Regions from separate parts of the Homo sapiens genome. Here region 2 is linked to region 1. The links are chromatin loops, found by intact Hi-C in ENCODE. Cell type or tissue: psoas muscle. All regions are shown on one strand.

Region 1 (4,000 bases):
ATTGCACTCCAGCCAGGGCAACGAGAGTGAAACTGCGTCTCAAAAAAAAAAAAAACACTTTAAAAACTATACAGCGCTACAATGAGTGTCATTCATTCATCAGAAAATTCTTTGGAATCTACCATGTGCCAACGCCTGTGCCGATGGCACTGGCCAATCGGTGTTCCCTGTGATTGGCCCTCCTTATCACTGCCGTCACAGGCTCTATCAGGCTGGCTTGCTGTGTCAGTCACTACTGTCTCTCTCCAGACAGGGAGCAGGTGAGCAAAACAGCCCCACTGCGCACAAGGCAGGCTTCTGCCTTCCACCACATACTCACATTGCCTGGGCAAAGGTTACCCGTGATTTCCCAATTTCCCAGTCTGATAGGACTTCTCAGCTGTCCTCTTTCCCGCTAAGGACCTTATTTGACCAATTAAAGTTCAATCAAACTCATCAGTTGGCCCTTAACCTTGGTTTCTCCATATTACACTGTAACGTGTACATAGGTCTCTTGCAAACAGGAGAACTCCACTCATTATTAGTTCTTTCCCCAAGCAGAGTCATCTACCACCTCACCCTGTTTCATTTTATTTGTCAGCTTTCCAGTTTGAGAAAGGAGCTAATTCTGAATCATTCACCCTTCTGAAATCACAGCTCATTTTCAGTACTTATTTAGCTTTTCAATAACAAATCAAGATGCAAACCCATCCCTTAGAAGAGACTTGAATTCTATTCTAATAGTTGGCTGTGTCAAAAGTAAACTGGTAAATAAGCAGCTAGCCCTGTAGCGTGAATGTTGTTATTACTAAACTGAAAGATTAATGATTTCACACACACACACACACACCACCTTTTTTTTTTTTTTTTAAGAGACAGGGTCTCAGCTAGGTGCAGTGGCTCACGCCTATAATCCCAGCACTTCAGGAGCCTGAGGCGTGTGGATCACCTGAGGTCAGGAGTTCAAGACCAGCCTAGTCAACATGGTGAAACCCCATCTCTACTAAAAATACGAAAATTAGCTGGCCGTGGTGGTGGGCACCTGTAATCTCAGCTACTTGGGAGGCTGAGGCAGGAAAATTGCTGGAACCCAGGTGGCAGAGGTTGCAGTGAGCTGAGATTGTGCCATTGCACTCCAGCCCTGGTGACAACAGCGAGACTCCGTCTCAAAAAAAGAGACGGGTTCTCGCTGTTACCCAGGGTGGAGTGCAGTGGCATGACCAAAACTCATTATAGCTTTGAACTCCTGGGCTCAAACGATCTCCTGCCTCAGCCTTCCGAGTAGCTAGGACTACAGGTGTGCAGCACCATGACCAGCTACTTTAAAAATTTTTGTATAATTTTTTTTTTTTTTTTTTGCAGAGAATGTATCTTGTTATGTTGTACAGGCTGGTCTTGAACTCCCTTGCACTCCTGGCCTCTAGGAATCCTCCCACCTCTACTTGCAAAGTACTAGGATTATAGGCATAAGCCACTAAGCCCAGCCTTTCCTCTCATTTTGATATCTAAATGAAACCTCAAGTATCTAAATATAACTAGTCATGACTTTTCAAAGCTGTCCAAAATATTAAAACTTAATTGTTTTTTCTTATAAATGGCAAGATAGACAAAAATGTTCACCAAGAAAGTGGCTCAGAAGACAGCATGCTAAGGCATCTTTTTCTATTTAAATTAATATCAGCAGGCTGGACATGTTGGCTCATGCCTGTAATCCCAGCACTTTGGGAGGCTGAGGCAGGTGGATCACCTGAGGTCACGAGTTCAAGAATAGCCTAGCTAACATGGCAAAGCCCCGTCGCTACTAAAAATACAAAAATTAGCCGGGCATGGTGGCAGGCACCTGTTATCCCAGCTACTCGGGAGGCTGAGGTAGGAGAATCTCTTGAACATGGGAGACAGAGGTTTCAGTGAGAGGAGATCATGCCACTGCACTCCAGCCTGGGCGACAGAGCAAGACTCCATCTCGAAAATAAAAAAATAAATTAATTAACATCAGCAGGGTCTAAAACTGTCAGTAATAGGGTTTTCCTTTGTCAAATAGGTTTCCACAAATATGGGTATTCTACCCAGCGTGACTATGTATAACTTTAGATACCCAACAACTGAAGAACTGAAAACCTATACCACCCAACTTGAAGACCTGCGCCAAGAAGCAAGTAACCTTCAGACACAGGTAGAAGCTGCACACAATGTGTTTTCCTCATTGTAATAACATAAACAAAGGAGATATCATCATTGTGACTTGGTCATAATTGTCGTCACTGAACAAGTCATGGAACACATAATGGAATGGGTCCTAGGATTGCAAATTGAATTGATCTTGCTTGCCAACTCTAATATATTTTGTAGTGGTTCCCTAGGGACTGTGTGCAAAGGATTCTGAGTCCAGGATCAGCAGGAAAGAGGATCATGATTGATGAGTGCCGTCTGCAGTGGTGATCTGGGATTGGAAGGGTGAAGAGGAGAGTAGGGAGGGAGTATAGGCATGGTTTTCAACCCTGAGCAGACTTAATACTGAGGTAATTAATGCTAGGTTATGTGAGGTGTCTATCAGAGAAGATAGTAGGAGACAGGGCCCAAGTTGGAGTGATGACTAGCTATGGCATGCTCCTAAACTACTTATAACTGTTCAAGAATTCAGGGTAACTGTGGGTAAAGAAAAAGAGGTGGCCCCAGCAGCTTATGCTAAAACAGATCTGTGGCTCCCAGACTCACCAGGCGCAATGCATGACACTGGGGACGTGCTTGGAGTCATACACCTAAGCCTTGATTCTCACAATCGGCTCATAAATGACACTTTCCCCCTCCTCTGCAGCCTGCTCCTGTTTTTAAGACACTGTACCTCCTCTTTGTAATCAACCCCTTCAAGCTTCTCTTTTGTGACTTCTTTTCCTTCTCCCAGCTATACTTGATTTCATTAACCGCTTTCTCCTACATTAGAATGTGGAGGGTGGGAAACAGTGGTAAAGGAGACAGTGTAATTTATCTGGGACCACACTTTCACCTGGATCGCCCTGCTAAGGGATCCTTCATCTCATGATTTACCTTTTAGTTCCATGCAGTACTCAAATAACTACCTAACGTTGAGCTTCTTAAACTCATTTTTCTCCAAGTTTAACATCGTAAGTTTATTTATTTGTTCTGCTACCTAGTTCACAAAGCGTTTGAAGCAACTTATTACAAAAGAAGCATAACATAAATCATAAACTATAATGGAAACTAGGCAAAATATAGGTCTAGGAAGGCAAAGGTATCTTAATTTTCTTTTTCTTTTTTCCTCTTGATTCAGGAAAATATGACAGAAGAAGCATATATCAATTTGGATAAAAAATTGTTTGAACTATTCCTGACCCTCAGTCAGTGCCTCAGCAGTGTGGAGGAGATGCTGGAGATGCCCAGACTTTACAGGGAGGATGGTTCTGGCCAGCAGGTGCACTACGAGGTAGGGCACTTCTCACGAGCCCATGTGTTGGCCATTACAGCAGCCCCGTGAGTTAAGCCCACGTGGAAGCCTCTTGAGGTCAGAGCTCATTCATTGTCTTCCTTCCTCTCCACTCCAGACGCTGGCTCTTGAGTTGAAGAAACTTTATTTAGCGCTAAGTGACAAGAAGGGTGATCTTTTGAAAGCCATGACTTGGCCTGGCGAGAACACCAACTTGCTCCTTGAATGTTTTGACAACCTTCAAGTCTGCCTGGAGCACACTCAGGCTGCAGCTGTCTGTAGAAGCAAGTCCCTGAAAGCTGGCCTCGATTACAACCGCAGTTACCAGGTATGATTCCGAGCACACAGCCTATTTTGGCACTGTTTTAAGTTACAGCATGAACCCCTAATGCCTATTCCTATTCCTGGTGACATTTGTTAATAAGAATTGCTAAGGGAAATGATGAGACTCTTCTGTTTGTTGCTCATGGTTGGAGATCATTTGAAAGTGAAGCCCTGGCCGAGTGCAGTGGCTCACGCCTGTAATCCTAGCACTTTGGGAGAGGCCAAGGCAGGCGGATCACCTGAGGTCAGGAGATT
Region 2 (4,000 bases), 320 kb after region 1:
GCCTACATGAAAAGACATGGTGCTAGGTTTTCTGAAATCATTTGAAAAACTATTAAATTCCTGTCCACCAGGAGCTTGTATTATAACTTAGGAAATAAGGACTCCCTGGCCTACAGGATAAAAATCAAATTTGTTTTGGTCAGGGTTTGTCCTAATGTAGCAGTTCTCTGTTTTGGCCTCAGAACCTCTTTACACTCTTGACAGTTATTGAGAGCCTAAAAGAGTTTTTGTTCATATGGGTTATAGCTATTGATATTTACCATATTAGAAATTAAAACTGAGTTACATGTAAACATAAAGAACTTTGTAAACATGAAAATGCATTATCTTTTCCCAGCAAAATTTAGGCATTGTACATTTTTCAGATCTTCTCTGGGTCTGGCTTAATTGAAGACAGCACTTGATCTGTTGTGACATCACATGTCTCATAACCTTTGGAAAAGTCCATTATATGCTCAATGAGAGAATGATAATGAGAGTAAAAGGGCCATAAGATGTTACAGAATCTTATGGAAATAGTTTTGACTTCATGGACCCCTTCAAAGGATTGGGTCCCCGGAGCACACTGGGAATGCTGCCATAACAACCCCAGCACCCCTATCCAGTCTTAGTTATCCCTGAGTGCCAAAGGCACTCCCAACCCAGCACACTCCTTTCTGCTAGTAGCACAGGATAGACTCCCTTTTTTTTCCCAGTCACAACTAACATTCCTCTCTCTTACACCCCTCACTCACCCTCACACCATCACACCTCCTTTCCTTGCTTCCTCCTGACCTCACAGTCAGGATAATGTCCCATAATGCTGTGCATGGAGGGGAACATTTGCACATATGGCTCTGTCAAGAGAGTAGGCCTCCTGCTCTCATTAGCTTGCTGACGGGAAGCTACCTGTAAGGTCCTTGCTTCTTGCTCTGCCTCCACACAGCCCCTTCTGGAGTTGGAGCACATAGTCTCACTGCAATGGAAGAGGGCAGAGCTTCTTAATCACTATCCACTGCCCATGGTGGGGCCCATGAAATGGACACCTTCACCCATTTGCTCATTTCTGTGGATGCAGCAGGGCTGAGCCACGGCATAGATCAAGACTGGGGGCTGGGGGGCGGGGCGGGGAGGCACCAGACACCTCCATCCTTTAGATATACTCTACAAAAGAGAAAGAAAATCCTTCTGTATTGTTTTCCCTCTTGTTTGTATTGACCCTGCACCACGGTTCAGCTCCACCAATGCTAGGTTGGCACTGTGGACCAGTTCATGAAACCATGGCAGGGCTCATCACGGGCTCTATCGACAGACATCCCAGGGTGACTTCCGCAGGCCCGACCGCTTCCTCTTTCCCCACACTCCCCTTGACTTCCAACCCCACTGCTATGGCCTTCACTCGAGTCACTGCACCTGCTTGGTACACCCCTTTCCACCTCTCCTGCCATCGATCCGGTCCTTCTCACCTCCTTAATTCAGGTCATAGAGGTCTTCCACGCTGCCCAAAGCAGTCGATTTTGTTCTGTGCTGTGTGATTGGTCACATACCCTAAGTCCTTAGGGCAGGAAATAATCTTATACTACTGTACAGCCTGCAAGCATTGCAGCGTCTTGCCTTTAACACATGAAAAGCACCATTTTAAGCTAGGAGATTTAAATAGGAAATGCCTCTGACTCTGTTTCTTTTCCTTCCAGGTCACTGCTGGACTGCCTCTTCCCAAGGCTTACATACAGGAGGTAACCTGAGTTATTTCTCATCACGTGTCCTAGAAAGCACCACACCTTGAATCAGCATTTCTCCACCTGGCCCATGTGGAAATGAATGGGTTATTGCTGTGACCCAGGGTGCAGGGTGCCAAAAGGCCTGCAGTGTGCTGAGGAGTTATATTAAATGAGTAGATAGGGAAGATGTACCTCACAAAATAGAATTGTCCCACATAGGGTGTCAATAAGCCACTGCCCTAGACCAGTGGTTGATTCTCAACAGCTGATTTTGACCCCGGGGACATTTGGCAATGTCTAGAGACTTTTTTTATTATTACAACTGGAGGTGGGGAGTGCTACTGGAATCTAGTGGGTAGAAACTGGGGATGCTGGCTAAACATCCTTTAATGCACAGGACAGCCCCTACAACATTATCCAGCTCAAATGTCGGAGTGTGAGGCTGAGAAACCCTGTCCTAGACTAATAGCAGTTCCCTTCCATTGTCTTCCCTGCATTGGCTGGGTAAGTTCCAAATGCCATTCAGATCAGAAGCAAGTAGAGACCTTTTTTGAAATGGCTTCTCCTCTGCCGATTTAAATCCATATTAACGGGCCAAGATATATGGTCAGGATTCTGGTTGTTTTTCTAGACAAAGCTTCCTGGATATTTATAGCATCAAACAGGAGGCTAGAGAACAACTGTGAGCTCAAATCTTTTCATATTTATGTCATTTACCATCAAAGAAACATCTCTAAAGCCAGTTTGGGGTGGTTACAGGAAAGACAGGCCATCAGATAAGGTGGCAAGGTCACCTGCTGTCACTGCTAATTCAATTTTTCTGCCTTTTTGGAAGGCTTTTAAATTATCAAGCAATACAGGGTCACTGTTCAGGCCCCAAATGAAGTATTTCAAAACTGGCTAGAAAAAATTGCTGGTACCTTCAGTCTGCCTGTCTTCTGAGTTATGGTTTGCCTTTTATGGTCATTTGTCTGATTCACGCGTAGGAGGGGAATTCACAGTTCTGGCCCTCCTGCCACCCCACAGCCTTTCCTGTGTCTAATTACAGTGACTGCCCCTAGCTGGCCCAGCTGGTGTCTTCATTTAAGAAATTCTACTTATTTAAAACTGTTCTTGATCAGCGTTACATATTAATTGGTTTTCATGTGACTAGAGGTAAAGAATTAGCAGTGTTCTTTAGAAGCTCAAATAAATCATAATCTCAGTTTTCAATTATTAAAGGAAAAAAGCATAAATCACATTTATAATGAACCTAGTTGTTTTCCACCTTTTATCCTACCTATTTCTGCTTTTTTGGGATCAACAAACATTAGTGCTGGGTTTTGCTCGATGATTCAGTATATGTATTTTTATAGAAGACTCTTTTATTTTTAAAATATTTAATGTATTGTTAAGCCTACAATAGTAATATACCCTTTGTAAAAAATAATAATTAAACATTATAAGAATGTAATATATGTGAGTTGAGTCCCCTTAACAGTTCGGTGCATATTTCTCGACATTTAAAAATTTTTCATGAATTATATACATGTATTTTTGTGTTTGTCCTAAAATGGAATAATTAAGCTCTCCATGGTTTTGCACCTTTAGTACATCTTGGACAGGTTCCATGTTAACACAGATGGGTCTCACTTTCATAACATCTGCATGATAAATATTTATTGAGTGTATATGTCATAATTCATTGGCCCAGTCCCCCTTGGAGGAGGTTTATGTTTATAATTTTCCAATGCTACAAGCAGGGCTGCAGTAAACATACTTAAAGATACATTTCCTTAATTGCTTCCCTTTAGTTTGTAGTACTTGGTTTTTGGTGGGTTTTTTTGTTTTGTTTTGTTTTGAGATGGAGTCTGGCTCTATTACCCAGGCTGGAGTGCAGTGGTGTGATCTCGGCTCACTGCAAGCTCCGCCTCCTGGGTTCACACCATTCTCCTGCCTCAGCCTCCCAAGAAGCTGCGACTACAAGCACCCACCATCATGTCCGGCTAATTTTTTTGTATTTTTAGTTGAGACGGGGTTTCACCGTGTTAGCCAGGATGGTCTCGATCTCCTGACCTCGTGTTCCACCCGCCTCGGCCTCCCAAAGTGCTGGGATTACAGGCATGAGCCACCACGCCCAGCCGGTTTTTGGGGTTTTTTTTACAGACAGGGTCTCACTCTGTCACCTAGGCTGGACTGCAGAGGCGTGATCATAGCTGCAGCCTCTAACTCTTGGGCTTAAGCAGTCTCCCCGCTTCAACCTCCCAACTAGCTGGAAGAACAGGAACACGCCACCACACCAGGCTAATTTTTTAATTTTT

What was found. A loop is a pair of places that touch in the nucleus more often than their neighbours do. Peaks named below come from ENCODE experiments on the same cell type or tissue, not always from the same donor. Only the 100,000 strongest peaks of a DNase experiment are listed, where the experiment ranks them.
Region 2: a loop joins it to region 1, with 2.3 times the contacts of the local background. A loop is called at or near these places in 1 of 110 quality-filtered maps.

What each region holds. Positions count from the first base shown.
Region 1 is chr14:64,123,059-64,127,058 of GRCh38, forward strand. SYNE2 (spectrin repeat containing nuclear envelope protein 2) reads left to right here. Exons shown (of 116, transcript NM_182914.3): 71 at 2,021-2,152; 72 at 3,269-3,421; 73 at 3,540-3,749. Among named protein-coding and RNA genes, the nearest start is that of MIR548H1, 30 kb to the left of the region's middle. In psoas muscle, no CTCF peak of the experiment used is centred here; no DNase peak of the experiment used is centred here.
Region 2 is chr14:64,443,020-64,447,019 of GRCh38, forward strand. MTHFD1 (methylenetetrahydrofolate dehydrogenase, cyclohydrolase and formyltetrahydrofolate synthetase 1) reads left to right here. Exons shown (of 28, transcript NM_005956.4): 22 at 1,674-1,715. Among named protein-coding and RNA genes, the nearest start is that of AKAP5, 20 kb to the right of the region's middle. RefSeq lists an enhancer at 2,569-2,618. In psoas muscle, no CTCF peak of the experiment used is centred here; no DNase peak of the experiment used is centred here; H3K27ac peaks cover 347 bases.